7 separate regions of the Homo sapiens genome follow, and regions 1, 2, 3, 4, 6 and 7 are each linked to region 5. Evidence: chromatin contacts called from ENCODE Hi-C or POLR2A ChIA-PET data. All regions are on one chromosome and are shown on one strand. Each heading gives the region's core, a stretch centred on a gene start or an enhancer-like site at or near the end of the contact. The rest is flanking DNA. Distances are from core to core; before and after follow the strand shown.

The links. Hi-C counts contacts between places; a loop is a spot of excess contacts on that map. ChIA-PET counts read pairs that join two places held with the same protein, here RNA polymerase II (POLR2A). Pooled maps may share reads with other maps.
Region 1: a map with no recorded cell type shows a loop between it and region 5 (27-fold over the local background). The contact joins the promoter of DEAF1 here to the promoter of LSP1 in region 5. A Hi-C loop is called at or near these places in 4 of 37 single-sample maps with no recorded cell type and 4 of 50 pooled maps. POLR2A ChIA-PET finds 5 or more read pairs at or near these places in 1 of 52 experiments (activated B cell).
Region 2: a loop to region 5 is called in a pooled map, with 39 times the contacts of the local background. The contact joins the enhancer-like site here to the promoter of LSP1 in region 5. A Hi-C loop is called at or near these places in 5 of 37 single-sample maps with no recorded cell type and 5 of 50 pooled maps. POLR2A ChIA-PET finds 5 or more read pairs at or near these places in 1 of 52 experiments (B cell).
Region 3: a loop to region 5 is called in a map with no recorded cell type, with 19 times the contacts of the local background. The contact joins the promoter of RIC8A here to the promoter of LSP1 in region 5. A Hi-C loop is called at or near these places in 2 of 37 single-sample maps with no recorded cell type and 5 of 50 pooled maps.
Region 4: a loop to region 5 is called in a pooled map, with 9 times the contacts of the local background. The contact joins the promoter of ZNF195 here to the promoter of LSP1 in region 5. A Hi-C loop is called at or near these places in 2 of 37 single-sample maps with no recorded cell type and 3 of 50 pooled maps.
Region 6: a map with no recorded cell type shows a loop between it and region 5 (6-fold over the local background). The contact joins the promoter of PANO1 here to the promoter of LSP1 in region 5. A Hi-C loop is called at or near these places in 6 of 37 single-sample maps with no recorded cell type and 3 of 50 pooled maps.
Region 7: a map with no recorded cell type shows a loop between it and region 5 (10-fold over the local background). The contact joins the promoter of NAP1L4 here to the promoter of LSP1 in region 5. A Hi-C loop is called at or near these places in 5 of 37 single-sample maps with no recorded cell type and 7 of 50 pooled maps.

The regions. Positions count from the first base shown.
Region 1 is chr11:693,775-696,474 of GRCh38, reverse strand. DEAF1 (DEAF1 transcription factor) reads left to right here and starts at 1,253. Exons shown (of 12, transcript NM_021008.4): 1 at 1,253-1,716. The coding sequence starts at 1,428. TMEM80 (transmembrane protein 80) reads right to left here and starts at 659. Exons shown (of 5, transcript NM_001042463.3): 1 at 629-659. The coding sequence starts at 647. RefSeq lists silencers at 262-681, 1,182-1,481, 1,492-1,611, 1,632-1,881 and enhancers at 195-734, 735-1,276, 1,277-1,816.
Region 2 is chr11:267,492-270,191 of GRCh38, reverse strand. No RefSeq gene overlaps it. Among named protein-coding and RNA genes, the nearest start is that of NLRP6, 9.6 kb to the left of the region's middle. RefSeq lists an enhancer at 643-712. Within about 2 kb of position 1,276, at least 26 of the 41 ENCODE cell types and tissues checked have a DNase peak (open chromatin) inside an H3K27ac peak, as active enhancers do; they include B cell, where a contact is called at or near this core.
Region 3 is chr11:206,363-209,062 of GRCh38, reverse strand. It overlaps RIC8A (RIC8 guanine nucleotide exchange factor A), which reads right to left and starts at 1,355. Exons shown (of 10, transcript NM_001286134.2): 1 at 125-1,355. The coding sequence starts at 208. BET1L (Bet1 golgi vesicular membrane trafficking protein like) reads left to right here and starts at 1,664. Exons shown (of 4, transcript NM_001098787.2): 1 at 1,664-1,760. The coding sequence starts at 1,742. RefSeq lists enhancers at 1-74, 149-768, 744-913, 769-1,390, 1,937-2,438 and silencers at 1-82, 153-442, 443-641, 1,703-1,822, 1,933-1,992.
Region 4 is chr11:3,377,848-3,380,547 of GRCh38, reverse strand. It overlaps ZNF195 (zinc finger protein 195), which reads left to right and starts at 1,402. Exons shown (of 6, transcript NM_001130520.3): 1 at 1,402-1,510. The coding sequence starts at 1,508. RefSeq lists enhancers at 1,155-1,449, 1,138-1,701 and a silencer at 1,627-1,696.
Region 5 is chr11:1,851,834-1,854,533 of GRCh38, reverse strand. It overlaps LSP1 (lymphocyte specific protein 1), which reads right to left and starts at 1,450. Exons shown (of 11, transcript NM_002339.3): 1 at 1,337-1,450. The coding sequence starts at 1,389. RefSeq lists enhancers at 1,359-1,678, 2,670-2,700.
Region 6 is chr11:796,376-799,075 of GRCh38, reverse strand. It overlaps PANO1 (proapoptotic nucleolar protein 1), which reads right to left and starts at 1,450. Exons shown (of 1, transcript XM_034751809.2): 1 at 1-1,450. The coding sequence starts at 1,450. The coding sequence ends at 803. It overlaps SLC25A22 (solute carrier family 25 member 22), which reads left to right and starts at 795. Exons shown (of 10, transcript NM_001191061.2): 1 at 795-859. RefSeq lists a silencer at 421-1,080 and enhancers at 703-1,219, 1,441-1,610, 1,751-1,810, 1,881-1,950, 2,511-2,650 and 1 more.
Region 7 is chr11:2,991,044-2,993,743 of GRCh38, reverse strand. NAP1L4 (nucleosome assembly protein 1 like 4) reads left to right here and starts at 1,415. Exons shown (of 16, transcript NM_005969.4): 1 at 1,415-1,490. RefSeq lists enhancers at 1,151-1,445, 1,990-2,700.

The DNA of each region.
Region 1 (2,700 bases), core at 4-2,503, 1.2 Mb after region 5:
GAAAATACACAAAACAAACCTGGTTACTAGAGGCTGTCCTGCCTATGGAGTAGCCATTCTTTATTCCTTCAAAACAATGCACCTAATTACTAGAGAACACGCACGAAGGTTTGGCACTTCAGCGCCCGCGTATGGGAGTTCTGGCTGTACCCACAGACAGCAGAAGGCGGCTCCTCTGCAGGATGGCCGATTTACTGCTTTGGTCTGTCCCTTCCTCCTCTCGGAGGCGAGTCTCTCAGGCAGGACGGCTGAGGCACCGGCGCCCGCGATTTTCTTTGGCGAGAGTTCCAAGGCTACCGAAACCCTGCGCCCATCCCGCCCACGTGTCTTCACAAAAACCACGCGCGGGACAAGAGCTGCCGGGGACTGGGGCCCCCAGAGCCGCTCCGCACCCACCCTGCCCGGGGCCAGGCGCCCGCGCGCGGGGGAGCTCTTCGGGGTGCAGGACGCCCGCCACCCAGGCCAGGCCAGGCCGCGCTTCTCGATGGGGTGACGGAGCTGTCTCGCTCACGTAGAGACGGTGGCACGGCCCCGTGAGCGCACCGAAAGCGGAAACCGGATTGTCACCACAGGGAAACGCCGCGCCCGCCGCTGCAAGCCCGGAAGCCCCCACCCCGCCCGAGCTCACCTCGCCGCGGGGCCGCCATCTTACCCGCCCCGCCCGCCGGTCCGTCGCGATCCCGGCAGCCTCTCGGCCCGCGCGCTCGCGCTCCTTCGGCCATTTTCGCGTCTCCTGACGAAGGGGCCCGACCGCGCCGCGTTTCGGGAGCGGACGTCCGAGCCACGGCCGAGGCCCGATTAGTCCGTCCGGCACCGCTCGGGCACTTTCGGAAGGGAAGAGGTGGAGAACCGACGTTCGGGAGCATTCGGCCTCGGGGACATTCGGCTCGTCTCGGCTCGGCCTCGGGCTGACTCGGCTTCCGCCGGCGGCGGGAACGGGCGAAACCCGCGGCACTAAGCTCTCTCTGAGAGGCAGAATTGCGCCGGCCGCCGGCGAGAATCTGCCTAGAGCCGTCCAGCCCTGTCGGCCGGGGACGACAGCCGCCTCAGCCTGTCAGGACAGTGAGGAGAGCAGGGGCCGAGTCTCTCGGAAGCCCTCGTGAGGACTCGGACCTATTCGGACTGATTCGGCTTCCCACTTCGGGGAACTTCGACCCTCCTCGGTTCAGGACTCGGTCTCGGCTCGGCGGCTTCGTGCAGGTTCGGCTCCTACTCGGGCAGCCTCTGTTCGCCTCGGCTCCGCTCCGCGGGCGGACTCGGCTCGGCTCTGCTCGGCGGCTGGCTGCCTTTTCGGTCCCTATTCGGGCGGCGGCTTCGGGCGGCCTCGGCCCAGCTCGGGCGTCCTCTTCGGGCCCCGCTTCGGGCTCCGCGACCGGCGCTTCGGGCGGTCCCGGACGGCGCCTTCGGGAAGGCTCGGCGGAGTCCGGATGGAGGACTCGGACTCGGCGGCAAAGCAGCTGGGCCTGGCTGAGGCGGCGGCGGTGGCGGCCGCGGCCGCTGTGGCGGCGGCGGCCGCGGCCGCGGCAGGAGGCGAGGCGGAGGAGCCGGTGCTGAGCAGGGACGAGGACTCGGAGGAGGACGCAGACTCGGAGGCGGAGCGGGAGACGCCGCGGGTCACGGCAGTGGCGGTGATGGCGGCGGAGCCCGGGCACATGGACATGGGCGCCGAGGCCCTGCCCGGCCCCGACGAGGCCGCCGCTGCCGCAGCCTTCGCAGGCAAGTGCGCCCGCCGGCCTCTCGCCTCGTCCGGTTCCCGCGCGCCTACCCCGCGCGCCTGCCCCGCACAACTGTCCCAGGTGACCAGCCCGCCACACCTGTCCCTCACACCTGCTCCACGTGACCAGCCCGCTCCACCCGCCCTGCACACCTGCCCCTCACACCTGCTCCACGTGACCCGCCCGCCCCACCCGCCCTGCACACCTGCCCCACGTGACTAGCTCACCCCTCACATCTGCCTCTCACACCTGCCCCACCCGCCCCTCACACTTTCCCCACGTACCTGCTCCAGGTGACCAGCCTGCCCCACCTGCCACAAATACCTGCCTCGCACACCTGCTCGACGTTTCCAGCCTTCCCCACCTGCCCCACGTGATCGGCCTGCCCTACCTGCCCCGCACACCTGCCCCACATACCTGCCCCAGGTGACCAGCCTGCCCCACCTACCCCAAACACCTGCCCCGCACACCTGCCCCTGGTGACCTGCCTAGCCTCACCTGACCTGGCCCTGCCCTGCACACACCTGCCCCCTGCCCCCCTTTTCTTTGTGGCAGCCCCGCCTCCTACTGGTCCCCCCTGTGCAGCTCTGCCCCTGCCCTGCCTTCGTCCATCCTGGCTCCCCCCACCTGTCCTGGAGAAGCCCTGGGGTGGGTGGGCACCTGTGGTCACCAGGAACCCCCCACTTCCTGAGGGCCAGTTCAGGCATGACCTGAGCGCTGGGGAGCCAGGGGTGGGCAGCCTGCTGGAGGCCATGATGCCAGAGGTCAGCGTGGCTGTGTGGTGGCCCAGGGGGGCTGCGGAGCCACCTGTGCAGGCTCCCCTCCCAGTCCTCCCTCTTCCTCTTGCCTTTTTCCCTAAGGACCTGCTCCTCCTGCCCCGCTTCCTGTCGGGCTTCCTTTGGGGAGGCTGCTGTGGCTTTCCAGTCCACATTTTTATATAAGCTGCTTATAGTTTCTTGCCACACAGGTCAGTCTCCTTCTCAGG
Region 2 (2,700 bases), core at 27-2,526, 1.6 Mb after region 5:
CCACCATGCCCGGCTAATTTTTGTATTTTTAGTAGAGATGGGGTTTCACCATGTTGGCCAGGCTGGTCTCAAACTCCTGACCTCAAGTGATCCACCTGCCTCGGCCTCCCAAAGTGCTGCGATTACAGGCGTGAGCCACCGTGCCCGGCCGACCTTGGATTCTTAGATATAACACCAAAAGCATGGGCAATGACAACAACAACAAAAAGATAAATTGTACTTCATCAAAATTAAAATCTTTTGTGCATCAAAGGACACTATCAAGGGGCTGAAGAGATCACCACAGAATGGGAGAAAATGTTTGCGAATCATATATCTGGTAAGGATTCATATACGTAATATAAAAAGGACTCCTTCAAATCAACAACCAAAACCCAAACAGCACAATTTCAAAATGAGCAAAGGACTTGAATAGACATTTCTCAAAAAAAAAAAAAGATGCGAATGACTGACAAGCACGTGAAAAGTTGCCCAACCTCGTTAGTCATTACAAAAATGCAAATGAAAAGAACAGTGAGATACCTTCTTACCTCCACTAGGATGGCAATTATTATGCAACTAAACAAAACAAACATGAAGAAAACAAGTGATGGGAAGCCTCCCATGTTGCTGGTGGGACGGTAAAATGATGCAACTGTTGAAAACAGTTTGTTTTTTCTTAAAAGACGCGGAAGAATTGAAAACAGGAACTGAAACCACACTCGTGTTCACTTTGCTAGTAGCGTTATTCATAACAGTCAAAATGTGGAAGCAACCAAGTGTTCCTAAACAGGTGAACAGACAAACAAAACTCAGTCTATCCGTACAGAGAAATGCGATTCAGGAATGAGAGCCCGACGCATGGGTGAACCTTGGGCACATCACGCTGAGTGACATGAACCTGACACAGAAGGACACGTACTGTATGAATCCACTTCTATGAAATAATTAGAACAGGCAAATCCGTAGAGACTGAAAGTAGATGAGACACGTGACCAGAGGCTGGGGGGACGGAGGAATGCAGAGTTGCTGTTTAATGGGGACGGAGTTTCTGTCTGACGGATAGAAAGGATTTTGGAAATAGTGGTGATGGTTACACAATATTGTGCATGTAACTAACATCATTGAACTGCACACTTAAAAATGATTAAAACAAAAAGAGTTCTGTTACGTCTGATCCTTTGCCACGATTTTTAAATAGCGCCTGCCCCGTGGTCAGTGCCTCCTGTGTTGGCCGCAATGCTGTGCTCCTCACAGCTGGCGCTGACCGCTATTTCCTGCTCTAGGGCGGTAGGCGGCATCTGAGAGCATGAACAAAATGCCCTACCCAGAAGGAGCTACGTCTTTGTTGGGAGACAGAAAATAAACAGGATACATAAATAAACAACACATGGATTAAACAGTGCCAAGGGCGGGGCGCGGTGGCTCATATCTGTGATCCCAGCACTTTGGGAGGCAGAGGCGGGCGGATCACTTGAGGTCAGGAGTTCGAGATCAGCCTGGCCAACATGGTGAAACCCCGTCTCTACTAAAAATACAAAAATTAGCCAGGCGTGGTGGCGGGCATCTGTAATCCCAGCTACTCGTGAGGCTGAGGCAAGAAAATAGTTTGAACCCAGGAGGCAGAGATTGCAGTGAGCAGAGATCACGCCACTGCACTCCAGCCTGTGTGACAGAGCGAGACTGCGTCTCAAAAAACAAAAACAAAAAACAAACAAAAACAGTGCCAAGGACAGAGCAGAGCGGAGAGAGGAGAATAAACGAGGGGGCAGGTCCGCGGTGGGGACGCAGTCAGGTGCAGGGCAGGGCCGTGGTCTGGCAGGAGCTGGCCCACTCAGGACACAGGAGGCCTGGGTGGCTGGGAGAGCCAGGGGGGCCGAGGAGCGGGCAAGGCTCCCTGGGCTGCTGTGGGGCTGGGGAGGGTGTGAGGGAGGGAGACGTCCGGCTCTCCTGAGGGGAAGGGAATCAGAGAGGGGCCACGCTCTGCACATGCGTAAAAAGGGTGGATCCCATGTGGCGTGTGAGATGAGAAGGGCTGAGGCAAGAGGAGGGATGGAAGTGGGGAACTAGAGCGAGGAACAGGGTTTGCAGGTAACGCCCAAGGCCCAGGTATCCTAGTTTGAGAAGCCTATTTACCAGGGAGCTGGGATGGCCGGGACCAACCCGGGCAGCAGCCGTGCAGCCCCTCCTAGTCACCACCCCCAGCCCAAGGAGGGACAGGTGAGGACTTCAAAGGGCCAAGCCCTCCAGCGTCCTCATCAGAAGCTCAGGTGAGGGCACACAACGTGAATTTACCGTTGCACAGTGCAAGCTCCAGCAAGTGAGGCTCAGCAGTGCCCTTGCAGAAGGAAGTGTTTTCCCCCAGCCTTGTCCCCGCTGCGGTGATTCCCCTCAGGGCAAAAAATCACTCCCCGGAGGCTCCCGCAGTCCCCCAGAACCATTCACTGCCCCATCTCTTCCGGGTCCACCCCACGAAGCTTGATCCACTCTCTTCACCCTCCCGGCTCCCAAAACTGTCCAGGGACCCGTGGAATTTCAGGGTCTAACAGCAGCAAAGCACCTTTTGCTCTCAAACTTCTCTGAAGTTCATTCCGCCCTCGGGCTGGCACGATGTCCTGTCCAGCTCCTCCCGCCTCCTCCTCGCCCCTCCCCCTCCTCCCCTCCTCGCTCCTCCCCCCTCCTTGCTCCTCCCCCCTCCTCGTTGCTCCTCCCCTCTCCCTC
Region 3 (2,700 bases), core at 106-2,605, 1.6 Mb after region 5:
ACCCCGCCGCGTCCCCTACGCTTGCTGACACAGCCTCTGCCTCACCCACGCCCTCCCTGCTACCCGCGCACGACCCTGCCCCACCCCCTCCGTGCCCGCCCCCCGGCCTCAGGCGGCCGCTTACCTCCTGGTTGTATGACCGCAGAGCTTCCATAATCACATCCTCCTCACCCGTCTCCACGGCTTCTGCAACCGCCCGGGGCTCCATGGCGCGCCGGGGAAGGCGGGACGGGCCCTTCCTCAGCCGTTCCGGGCCGCAGTTCGCCGGCCCCGCCCTGGCCCAGAAAGCCCCGCGCCAGCGCGCGGGGGAGGCCGGGACGGGGCGCGGCGTCTGGTGGCGCTTTAACGGGGCGCAGCGTCTGGTGGCGCTTTAAGGGGGCGCGGCCTGAGGCAGAACTGGCGGCTCGGAGGTTTTAAGACCCGAGTCGAGGGGCTGAGTCGCTCTGAACCGAACTGACCCCTCTCCTTGTGACCCGCGCTTCTTGGGCCAGAAGTTCCAACAGGAAACGATCTCAGCCCCCACCGTGCCCTGCCACACACACAGTGACGCCCCTCGAGCTCCACAGAACCGATGGGATGTAGAGGGGAAAGCCGAAGTGGAAAGGAATTTTCAGTCCTGGGCCATTGGGTTCGTTAGGCGTTTGCTGGGGAATGCAGGCGAACGGGATTCCCAGGTCCCTGCCTTTGTGGAGCTTATGTTCCAGAGGGGAAGGGGGACAAGGAAAAACAAAAGGACACGAGGCGGTCACAGGGCTGTGCTTCAAAAGAAGCAAAAGGCGACTGCTGGGCTGCAACGGGCTGTGAGGAAGTGCTGTTTTTGCTGACACCGGACGGTGGGAAGTGAGCCGGGAAAAGACTGGAGGAGCCACTCCAGGCAGAAGGAGCAGCACTTGCAAAGGTGGAGGGGCCGAGAGAAAGGGGAGCAACCCAGTCTGGCCTGGACTCAGTTCCCTCTTGAAAAGCAAAGATCCTGCGTGTCCGTTTCAGTGGCCGTCATGAGGATTCAGTGACGCACAGGAAGCGCGATCCACTCGCTCTTCTAACAAGTGCCCGGGAGCAAAGGCGTCTACGGCCCCCAGTCCCCGCGCCGCCTCCCAGTCTCTCTCCCGGCTTCACTTTCCTGTAGTGCGTTCTGTACGGCTGTATTCGACGCGGCGCGCACTCGCAGGCACGAGCGAGGCGCCGATCTCCACTTGACAGAGGAGGCACCCCTGCCCCCACCACACCCAGTGCTCCTCGCGGGCTTCTGCCCGAGGGGTCTGCTCCTTCCTCATGACCCGCCTGTGAATCCTTCCTAACCGTTAGGACCTAACCCACAGAAGCGTCTTTCCACCACCATCGTCTAGGCACTGAGCAAGCAAACGGCCCCGCCCCGCCCCACGTTCACAGGAACACCAAACGTCACATCCGCGGTGCTGCTGTAATCCCAGCACCTTGGGAGCCCGGCAGGCGGGGGCTGCAGTGAGCTGAGATCGCGCCACTGTCTGCGCGACAGTGCTGAAAATAAGCCACAGATATGCCCATCGCTTCCGCGCCCGGCAGTTCCCCACCCTCGGCCCTAAGCCGGAAGTCAGCGAGCCCGAAGCGGAAGGGGCTGGGCTATCTAGGGGCGTGGTCGGTGCGGAGGCGGGGCCATCGCTAGCTGGGGGCGGGGCCGGAAGCTCTTTCCCCGCGACTGCGCCACGTCTGAGGCGGCTGTGGCCGCGTCGGTGTCCGCGTCGAGGAGCCGGGGCAGGGCACGATGGCGGACTGGGCTCGGGGTGAGCGCGGGAGAGCGGAGCCGTTGGGGGCAGGGCCGGGCCGAAACCGACGCCGCTGCCTGTAGAGCCGCGTGCGCCTGCCTCTGGCCCAGCTGGGGTGACCTCGGCCGAGAGGACCCTGTCAGGGGGGCGGATTCGGATCCTTCCGGGTCCGAGCAGGGCCGGGTTTCGGCCGGCACTGCCGTTAGGACCGAAGGCGCGCGTGGCGGCCCAGCAGCTCCAGCGAGGGGTCGCGCAGCAGCGGGGTCTCCCCACTCCCCGCCGCCCCCTGTGAGATCGTTCTGCATGGGTTCGGGGTGAGCGGGAGTCGGCATTCGACAGGTCCCGAGGCCAGGCCCTAGGAGTAGAGGCTGTGCTCCGCTGGTGTCCAAGCAGGACTCTTACTTTGGCCTCGGTGGCCCCATTTCCCCTCCTGGAGCCCGTGTTCTTGTCTGCAAAGTGGGATATTGATGCCTGTCTCTGTGAGGTGTTATGATGATTAAAGGAATTTATAAATATGAAGTGGCTGGAAGGACGCTGGCATCCCTTCCTGACACTGAAGCTAGGGAGGAGGTGGTTCTCACGCACCTGATGTGACAGAACTTCCTTATCCCCTGGCCCAGCCTGTCACAGGCCAGGCCTCTGCGAGCACTCTGCCCTGGGTGTTGCAGGAAGCCCCATGCGGGATGCAGACCAAGGATCCCGCTCCTGGTCGACCTCAGCTCCCGTCTCGGGGAAATTGGGAACTTTGCTCAGCCATTTTCTGTGCGGTAAAGGGCCTTCCCAATGTTCTGTCCTGGTTCCTTGCCACCTCTTCAGGACCTAGCTCAAAGGTCGTCTCTGCAGGAGCCTTTCTGCTGCCTTGCTGGGTACTTTTCCCAAGTCTTTTCTATGCTCTTAGCAGAGTTTACTCTTTTTCTATAAGAATGGGCTCCACATACACAGATGGTGACCTCCCTGG
Region 4 (2,700 bases), core at 153-2,652, 1.5 Mb before region 5:
AGTCAACCAGCAGCTGGCCATACATACATGAAGCAGTCCAGTTGTGACAAGAATAGCTCAGTTGAGTTCAGCGTGAATGGCTGATGAACTCAATCATGAGCTATTAAGTTTTCGGTGATTTGTTATGCAATAGCTAACTAATACATGCACCCAGGGCAGATAGGGTGCCAGGATTCAATGAAAGGTTGATTCCTAGTTACCTGCAAGAAGAAAGCACTTTATAGGTACTAATTCTCCCCCCTTATTTAAAGTTGGATCTTTTGTAAGATAATGTTCCGTCATACAGAAATGCATGTACACATGTATATATGTGATTGGTGCTTTTACTCACACAGCCCCCCAACCACGGGAAGAAACAGACAATCACAGCTTGATCATTAGGGCTAAGGCCAAATAGCAAGATAAGTCTGCCTCTAGTCTATTTCCTCCATATCTAAATGTTGGAGGTCAAGGCTATGGACAGATCTGAAGATGTGTTCTCTCCTCTTAGGGCCCCATTATTGATGGGCAGCAGTCCTCTACCCGTGGATATTTTCTTTTGCTTTCCCCTATGCTCTCTAGGATCACCATCTCGTCCACCCTTCGACCGGAGGAGAGATGTTTGTAGCAAGAGGCTGTTCCCTCACCTCTGGCTGAAAAGGGACTTTCAGACCCTCCACTTCCTGACATAAGGGAGGTTAGACCTCAGAGCTGCACTTTAGTGTGGCAGCTATTGATCATGTGTGGCTATTGAATAACAGGAATACAGCTGGTCTGAACTGAAATGTGCTGAAAAGGTAAAATACAGAGTGAGCTTCAAAGATTTAGTACCCCAAAATATATACTTCCTTACCAATTGTATATTGACCATAGAGGAAAATGGTTACATACTGGGTTAAATTATTACAATCAACTTCACCTGTTTCTTAGTACATTTTAAAACGTGGCTACTAGAAAATTTAAGATTCACACATGGCTTACATTTTAATTCTTAGAGGCTTGAATCCTTTTTGAAATTTCAGGCTGTCTGTTCAAAGGACCAAAAGCCAGGAAGGCCATAAAATATAAAAATTCAAAATGATTGTCTTTATTTTCTTCTTTCCATTGGTGAATAACATATATTTATTATTTATAAATAAACATAACCGCAGTCACAAGATGAAATGTAAATATCCTCTAGGTGGGGCCGGACAGCGCAGGCAGGAAGCCCCGCTCCAAAAGATCGCGGCCAGCACCTGTCCTTGCTGTCTCATTCGGCCCATTGTCTGATTACAGCTCCTGTCACTCAGGGCCTGAGGGGGCGGGGCGTGATGCCCTATCCAATCAGAGGAGTAGGGGCGGGGACTGTCCAATCAGGCACATGTCTGGAGAGGAGAGGACGGCTTCCGGGATCTAGCGGGGCCTTTGTCCCGACAGAGCTCCACTTCCTGTCCCCGCGGCTCTGTGTCCCCTGCTAGCCGTAGGTCGTGTGACCCGCAGGCACCGGGAGATCCAGAAGTGAAACGCCAGGCTCTCTGGAGGCCAGGAGATGGTGAGTGTAGGGGCCAGGCCTCCTGAGAGACAGGGAGGGGCGGACTGGAACCCGCGGTACCGGCTCGGGAGGAACCGGGCTGCCCGGGTGGGTTCCGGGCTCCGCGGACCCGAGGCCCCTCCAGCTGCACCATGGCGGCCGGGCCCCGCGCGCCCCGGCGCATCCCTGCAGAGCGGCTTTGGCCCAAGCCCAGAGCCATGTCCCCCCGGCAGCTCTTCGCCCGCAGACCCTCGTCTCCCCGAGTCAGGAAGGGAGAATCCCGACTCCGTGGGTGGTTTGTGCATAAGAGGATGATCTGTAGCCCGTGGGGGCCCCAGTCCCTCCTTTCTCTCGAGGGAGTCCTTGCAAAAATGTGAAAGAGTTTTATTTGAGCAAAGAGCGATTCATGAATGGCAGAGGACCCAACCATGTTTTTTGGGTTTGGAGGTCCCACCAGCCGGCCTTGAAGGAAAGGCTTTTATCAGGTGCATGAGGAAGCAAACCACATTCATTCATTAGTTCGGTACAGTTACGTCATCTCCTGATTTCAGCTATCTAGGCTGAAATTTTCTGGTCCTGTAATCAGAAGTTAATTAGAGGTTTGTGGTTGACGAAGCCTGAATTTTGTTTCTGCAAGATAGTCATTTGCAAGAAACGCATCTGAGTTAGATTTTTTTTTTTAACCTAAGAACCCAGGGCACTAGAGCCACCTCAGTCGGATTGCCTGCTATTTAATTATTATTATTTTTGAGATGGAGTCTCGCTCTGTCCCCCAGGCTGGAGTGCAGTGGCGCGATCTCGGCTCACTGCAACCTCTGCCTCCCGGGTTCAATCAATTCTCCTGCCTCAGCCTCCCGAGTAGCTGAGATTACAGTCCTGCACCACCACGCCCGGCTAATTTTTGTATTTTTAGTAGAGACGGGGTTTCACCATGTTGGCCAGGCTGGTCTTGAACTCCTGACCTCATGTGATCCGCCTGCCTTGGCCTCCCAAAGTGCTGGGATTACAGTCGTGAGCCACTGCGCCCAGCCTGGACGGCACTTTTTAAGAGATTTGTTTTCTGTTTGTAATCATTCCACGTGACAGGAAAGCAGAGAATCATCCCCTGACGCTATTGTAAAAAGTCTTTGTGCCTCTCCTCCTTTTTATTTTCCCTAGGCACAGACACCTTACCAGAATGTCTTTGGTTTGAGGTTCCACTTTGGAAACTT
Region 5 (2,700 bases), core at 201-2,700:
TCAGAGATGCAGACCCCTCACACATACCAGACCCACAGCAATGTGACGGCCACCAAGGACACAGACACAGGACAGTGACTGCAGCCACCAACAGCACAGGAGCTTTGTGTGAAGGCCGGGAGGTGGTCCCTGCACCGCCCCGGGTCGGGTAGACCGGGACCCTCTGCTGTCAGCACCAAGGCAGAGACTGGTAGCAGCCCTGGCTGCAGTTTTGGGGTATGTGAGCGTCACCCTGGGCCTCCTCTCAGGTCCGTCCTGTGTGGCTGCGGGCATCACACTCTTTCTGCAACCTGGGCCCCAGCGCCTTCCCTTCCGCACACCAGGCCACAGCCCCCGCTGACCTGCTCCTAGGCCGGCCTCTATCCCCAGCACCGGATCCCCATCCCCTGACCATTAGCACGTCGCCCCTCTGCCCCTCAAAGCCCTACCTGTCCCTGCACCGCACGCCCTGAGCCCTCCCATCTCTTCTGGGACCTGCACCGGGGGCAACTCGGGTTCCCCTGGCGAGGCTCAGCTGTGATGCCTGGATGCCTGCTGGCCGGCAGCTCCCCTCTGCCAGGGAGCCCAGTTACTAAGCCGCTAGCCCTCTCCACCCACCCCAGCACAGGGCTGGATGCCCATTGGTACCACAGAGTACAGCTGCCCGCTAGGAGGCCTTTGGCAGCGGGGTTTTTCTGCCCAGCTCTGGCAGTCCTACACACAACCTCTGCCATGCCCCCTCATGTCCCCACTCCAACCAACACACGGTGCCTGGCACCCAGCACAGGCACCTGCCAGAATCCTTGGCCTTGTCCTTTACCGCAGGTCAAGGGCAGCTTTGGGTGCCCTGCCCTGAGGCCTGCTGGGCCCCAAGCCTGGCGGCCTCCAGACCCTCAAGGCAGGATAGCCCCTCTCAGATAGTCCTGTGGGCAGGTGGCCAGGCCCGGGCCAGTTCCACCCATCCCAGAACAGCTGCTCCCCAGCCCCCACCTTGCCTCTTCCCAAGCTAACAGGGCCCACAGTCCCCAGCTCCTCCCTGGCAGTCCAGGACACGTCTTGGGGTCTCCTCGCTTCAGGCATCCACCATGGGCTTAGGATCCCACGCGCCTCCCCCAGTGAGTCCAGGGCACAGAGGCAGGCGGAAGAGACCTCCACCCTTGTTGTGAGAGGGGGGTCCCAGCAAGACTTCCTGCCACCTGTCTGTGGGTCCCCAGTTTCCCCATCGGACATCCAAGTTCTCCCATTGGGGGCCCCAGATTCCCCATCAGGCACCTCAGTTCTCCACCCTCCATGCAGCTCAAGGACTATGCACCCGTGGACACGGCACAGGGCGCCGGGCGTCGCCGCAGACCCTTACCCCAGCAACTCTTCCCGCTCCTCGGCACCCGGGTCACTCGAAGCCTCCGCCATCAGCCTGTAGTCTGGGCCCCACAGGGTGCTGGCAGATCCCTGGAGTGGGTGTACGTGCTGTGGCTTTCAGTGCTTTCTGGGGCGGCTTCTGAGCCCCCACCCCCAGCCGAGTTTCACTTCCCCCTTCCGGCTGCAGGTTGAGGTTTGGAACCTGTCTCGGCTTGGGTCAGGGTGTTGTTTTTTAATCTGTTGCTACAAGAGGAGAGGAAGAAAAAAAAAAAAACCCAAACCACCCCTCAGGAAGCGTTAAGCAAGTTACAGGGGCCTGGGGTGACAGAGACGGGGTGCGAGGGCCAAGATGGCCGCAGGCAGCTCTTCATGGCTCGGGGAGGGGGACCCATGTTACCCCTGGTCCCCGCTAGTAGCTCTGGCCATCAGGTCCACCTGTGAGTGGCCAGTTCTCCTGCAGCATCAGGGACAAACACGTCTGTGATCCCATAAGCACCACGTGAGCGTTTTAGCTTCTTTGGGTGAAATCTACCCAGAGGCCGGCTCTCCTACAGGTGCTCATGGAACTTGGTGGAGTCTTTTCTCGAAGCCTGGGGTCATAGCCTTGAGCACATCAAACAGCTGTGGGTCCCAGGTGGCTTTGGGGGCTGTGCCCGGGATGCCCCTGCGTTCTACCCGTCGGGTGCCTTGTTCTGTCTTGGACTGCCTTGCTGATGCCGAGCTGTCGGGCATCCGCCTCGTCCCCCCGCTGCCCCTTGCTCTCCGTGCTCTGGTCGCTGGAGTTGACCACCGAGTGGTTCGTGTCCCCAGGCTCTAAAGGCAGTGCCTCAGGGACCCTCCCAAGAGGCATAGGCCAGCCCGAGGGGAGGGATGGAGGCTGTTTCCAGCCCTCACTGTCCCCAGCTTCTGGGAGTGACCACGCAGTGGCTCCAGGGTCAGGAGGAGGGATGCATGACTGCAGGAGCCAGACCCCAAAAGCTGAGGCAGGGGAGGACTTAAGCTGGGCCAGAGTAGGGCAGCCACAGAGGTGGCGAAGGCTTCCCTGCTGGAAACCTCAGCGCAGGAGAATGGGAGAAGGGAGCCCTGGCCAGCGGCTGGGCCTGAGAAATCCAACCAGCAAGGACTTACAGGGGGTCCCAAGGCAAAGAGGGGCTGGAGAGAGGCCAGGGGTTGGGAGGGCCCTGGGCCCAGAGTGTTGACCCATCAGGGTGGGGCCGAACCGGAGGCCGCCTCCTTGGGACTCAGCGAGCCCCCCACCCACCAAACACACCACAAAGACCAGCAGAGGCTTTCAGAGCCCCACGAGTGGAGGCACCAGAGGGATCCGTGGCCCAGACGATGGGCAGGGCTAAAACCAGATCA
Region 6 (2,700 bases), core at 201-2,700, 1.1 Mb after region 5:
CACATCCTGGTCCTGTCCTCTCCCACTGTGCCTGGGGCCTCCTGTGGGTCCTCATCTTCCTGGGAGGGAGGAGCTGTGCTACAAAGTAACCCACATGGGCTACTTTTTTTTTTTTTTTAAATGGAGTTTCTGTCACCCAGGCTGGAGTGCAGTGGCATGATCTCAGCTCACTGCAACCTCTGCCTCCCAGGTTCAAGCGATTCTGCGTCACCCTCTCAAGTAGCTGGGACTAGGGCACTTGCCACCACGCTGGCTAATTTTTGTATTTTTAGTAGACGGGGTTTCACCATGTTGGCCAGGCTGGTCTCGAACTCCTGACCTTAAGTGATCCGCCTGCCTCGGCCTCCAAAAGTGCTGGGATTGCAGGTGTGAGCCACTGCGCCCAGCCCCAAGTGGGGTGCTTTGGATACAAAGTCGCTGTTCGGCGGGTGGGGTTGTGCCTCCACTTCTCCATTGCGCTGGCCCAGCAGTTCCACGGATCACCTGTGTCTGCCCTGGAGGCCACGCCTCCCCCAGGGCACCCTCATCCACCGGCGCTCTGCCACCTGCCCGCGCCCCGCGGGTCCTTGTGCCTGCAGGGGCCTGAGGCCCGGAAACCAAGAAAGGACCTTGGGGACGCGCGGCCCGGCCTCTGCGCGCAGAACTGCCACCCTGCCCGGGGGAACCCACGGCCAGGGGGCGGGTGGGCGCGTGGCTGTGGCCTGGCTGGGCGCAGTAGCCTCGACGGCCAGGAGGGGGAGCCGAAGCCCGGAGGAGGCCGAGGGCGGAGCGCGCGCGGCGCCGAGCGGACGCGCCTCCCCGCCTAGGTGCTGGCCGAGCGCGGGGCGGGCAGGCGAGCGCGGCGGCGGCGGCGAGCGTGGTGAGTGTCTGCCCGGCGGCTCCCTTCTGCTGCGCCCATCCGAACGCGGCCGGGCTGCGGGGGCGAGAGGTGCTGCGGCGGCCGAGGGAGGTGACAGCTGCCCGAACAACGTGGCCTGGCGGGCGGGAGGGGGGGTCCTGGACCAGCGGATGCTCCGATCCGCGGCTGCTCTGGCGTGAGACGCCGTGCTCGGCCCCGACGGTTCCGGGCGCGCTCCCCGCACATACGTGTCCCCGAGGGTGGGTGTCCGGGGCCCGAGCCCAAGGAAGAAAGGCCGACCCGTGTGGGACGCACACGTGGGAGTTCACCGGACATCTGTGGACACGTGCGTGGCCGGAGTCGCGGTGGCCAGGCGGAGGACGGAGCGGTCGGCTGAGCCCCAGCAGTAGGGCAGGGGCCTGAGCCGGCCTCCGAGCGCAGAGAGCGGCCCCCAACCCGCTTCTCCTTTGTCCTCTGGCCGAGGCATCGCGCAGTTGGAGTCCCCTTCCGGGACCCTCCAGCCAGCAGGATAGAAAGCACCGCCCCAAGAGGACGGGGACAGCGGGAGATTGAATGGGGAGCCGCCGGCCAGACTCGGAGCCTCACCCCCATTGCCTTTCTTGGGGGTAGGAGGAGCCTGGCGGCTTCTTGGGTGGAGGATTTTACCCCTGCAGATTCGGAAGCAGCGGTATCTTCCTGTGGGGTGGTCTCTGCTCTCCTGCTGTCTCCCTGGCTTGCCTGTGGCCTCAGTTCACCTGACTATGAAGGGGGGACAGTGACGGCTCACAGCCCGGGGCCCGGCTGGGGCTGCAGGGTTTCTATAGCAACATCAGTGCAGGGGGAGGGCCCTGGCCAGCTGTCTCATAAACCAGGGGTGGGAACTGCCGAGTGAGGGCAGAGAAAGGCGGGGTTGGCGTTCAGAGGGAACCCCTGCCGGTTCTTCCCCAGGCAGAGCCCCTCACTGTCATCATTCTCCACCCAGAAGCTCCTCTCCGCTGCACTGGGTGACGTGCGGGCCCAGGCCTGCCTCTCCGCCCTGGGATCTCTGGGCCTGCTTCTCTTCTTGGGACGAATGGCCGCTCCCCACCTCGGTCGGCCTGACTTCCAGGATTGCCCCTATCATGCAGGTGTCCTCATCCCAGACTGGAGATAGGCTCCCAGGAGGAAGGGGGTTGCTCAGTCCCTGGAGGGCCAGGGTACACCCCTGGGAGGGACTAGAGTGGAGATGAAGGGCCCAGCGCAGCCCGGAGAGCTGTGGCCAGTCTGCACCCGAAGAGTGGGGCGGCAGGGGTGGGGGGGGCTAGGAGGGATCAGGTAGAAGTTCAGAGGTCAGCTTGTCACCACCACTGGCTGAGGCAGGGAAAGGCAGGTCTGACGGTGAAGCCCTGAGTGGGACGGGTGGTGGGGCAGAGGGCTCTGGGCATGCCAGCTCGTGTGCCCTCTGGACCTGCCAGGTGAGCAGGGCCTGTGGGTGGCAACAGTGGCCTCTGGCACCCAGCTAGCTCTTCCCTGTGGACAGCAGGCCTTTTTTGTGGCCCAGCATGAGGCTTCCCTGACATGCATCTGCCCCTAGCAGACACACATCCCACAGACACGAGTGGGTGTTAGCCCATCTCTGCTCCACAGCACCGGATTCCCTGTCCAGGTACATACAGGGTACCCTGGCCCGGAGAAAGCCTCATTCTCAGAGTACCAGCCCTAGACAGATCCAGGCCAGGAAATGCTATAGGGTTCAACCCACAGGCAGCAGACAGGAACACATGTGTGCTGGGGGTGTGGTGGCCACGCGCTGAGGTCCCTGTCGGTGGGTGGCCTCGCTGTGCCAGGTCAGCCTGAGTCAGACCCACCCCTGCTCATCTCTC
Region 7 (2,700 bases), core at 166-2,665, 1.1 Mb before region 5:
TCCCAAGTAGCTGGTATTACAGGCCTGAGCCACCACGCCTGGGTAATTTTTTGTTGTTGTTGTTTTTGGAGCAGGGGAAGGGTGCTCTATGTTGCCCAGGCTGGACTTGTTGCCTCTGCCTCCCAGAGTGCTGGGTTTACAGGCCTGAGCCACGGCGCTCCGCATTAATTTCTTTTTAGAGATGAGGTTTCACTATGTTGCCCAGGCTGGACTTGAATTTCTGGGCTCAAGGAATCCTCCTGCCTCAGCCTCCCAGCTTACCTCTGAGGTTTATAACCGACGCTATGTTCTTAATCCCTCAACCAGGAGCCTTTAAATGGTTTCAAATTTTCCCCATTACAGGAATAACTTGCTAATAATAATAATAATTAGCAATTGTTTCAAAAGTAACGTCATCCCAAAAGAGAACGTTTCTGAAAAAAATGCACATTAGACTTGAAGACCCCCAATGGCACGGTTGAACATGGAAATGAACCAGCCTCAAAAGTCCCAGCGTAGGGGTTATTTTCCAATCAAATTGGATGCCTTTCTACAAAATGTGATGTGCACAGGCTGGGGCTGGTACCTTCACCCCAGCCCAGAGGGCACCATGAGAGGGAGAACAGGGCGGGCGAAACAGGCCAGCTCCTCCCCAGCCCTCTGCCCTGCTCTGCTTCAGGGGGCTGATCTGAGGGCCCAGTGCGCACTGCTTTTCCTCCTTGTCCGACAGGGTCTCCCGCAGGCCAGAACTAGGCTGCTGGGACACTGCGGGGCTCAGGGCGTGGGGGAAGAGATGCAGGCAGTGGCTAGTCCCGTCCTGTCCGCGGAGGTGACCCAGCCCCGACCTCTTCGCAGAGGAAGTGTTCTCCAACCTGGGACCTGGGGGATGAGCGGGGGTTAGGCTTACGTCCCAACCACTAACGGGGCTGGTTGAAAACGGCTCCCAGGCGGAGGGGCCCTCCGCGATGTTCTCAAGGAGTAGCGCGAGGGGACGACATGGGAGGTGGGGTTCTCACATCAGCGGGCGCACGGAGTGCTGGAGGCACCGACCCGCCGCGGACGGGATTGAACTAGGGAACTGGGAGGGCGCAGGAGATAAAGACGGCTGGGGCCGGGGCCCACGGAGAGGGGTGGTGCCCAGTGTCCCGCGAGGATGTGGTGCCACCCGGGGAAGGTCCCGGGAGCGGGGACCCGGGACCCCCCGGAACCACACACGCGGTCTCCACCTTGCCCCGCCCCATTTAAAGAGGCGGAGGAACGCAGGGCGCGCGCCGCGCGGAGGAATATTTGCATATGGCGCGGCGTTTCTTCGGAGGCTTGTGATTGGTTGCTGACTGCGGCGCGAAGCGCAGTTGACTTGCGCCGCGCTCGGCGAATCGCAGCCTGTCTTGCTCGCGGAGAGAGGAGCTAGGAGCCTCGGCCAATGGGAGCCGGCGTTGTTGGAGGCCACGGCGGCGCAGCCCCAAAGCGAGCGAAGCTAGGGTCGCCGCCACTGCCGCAGGAGGCGTGAGGTGCGGAGACACGGGTGCTGGGCCGGTAACGGCGCGCTGGGGAGGGCGGCCGGGCCCGGACGGGCGGGTGGGGCCGCGGGTCCGGCGCGGGCGCGGCGGCGGCCATCTCTGGAAGCCTCGGGGCGGTGGGGCAGGGGCGGGGCCGCGTTCTGGTCGGGGCAGGCAGCGGCGGCCGCGGCGGGGCCTGGGGCTTGGGGCCTGGAGCCCGGGCCTGGGGCGCTGGCGGGAGGCCCCTCCCAACTCCCGGCGCGCCTCGCCCGGCTGCCCGCCTCACTGAAGGTCAAGGCGCTTTGTTCTGCGCCGCGGGCGGCCTCCTGGGCGGCGGCCCCTTGGAGGAGGCGAAGACGGCGAGAGGCGGCGGCCGCTCAAATCTCCCGCTAGCCCAGCCCGCCCCGCGTGCGGGGGCTGTGGCGGTTACACGGCCGGGCGCGCCGGAGCGTTCAGGCTTCCCGTTTTTAAGGTGGAGACGTCCAGGACTTCTTTATTAGATGTTTAGGAATTTGAGTTTTTCCGTAGGGCGGTTGTCATCGTGAGCCTCTGTGGGGTCAGGCTGGGCTAACTGGGGTTTTGATGTCAGTTTGGTGTGGCCGAGGGCATGTCTGACGGGGAAGAAAGTCCTTGGCGTTGCTTCTTAGCTGTTGGGAGCTGTGCGGTGGGAGCGAGCTGGGCGGCGTGCGCTCCCCGAGGACTGGCCTGAGTGGCCTTAGACTAGTTACTCACGGGACTTGGTTTCCCAGCCAAGGTGGGCAGCAAGTCTGTTTACTATTTAAAACCGTCTTTCACAAGGGAAAAGCAAAATCTCCAAAAAAAAAAATTGTACATGTTATGGATGGGAAAGTGCCATGCTTTTCTTTCAGTTCAGAGATGGTGGAAGAGGTCACATTTGTATTTTTTGACCTGACCAGAGTCTTTGTTGTTTTCAATTTTCCCCTTCTGAATGCTTTCCGTTCACCCCAGCGAAGGATGGCCTGGTCATGATAAGACTTTCCACCGTCCACAGTTCTCTAAGTCTGATTGCGGGGCAGGAGGCAGACATGTTTAGGGTCCAGTAAAGGGGACTCCAGCCTTGGGACCTTTAGACCCTAACGTGTGTGTCACATCACCTGCCTGGGTGACTGTGCGCTCCTCTGGCAGGAAGGTCCGCCATTTCATTATGTTCTCGGAGGAATCGTCGGGGCACATTCGTCTGTGCTTTGGTTCGCATCCCCCA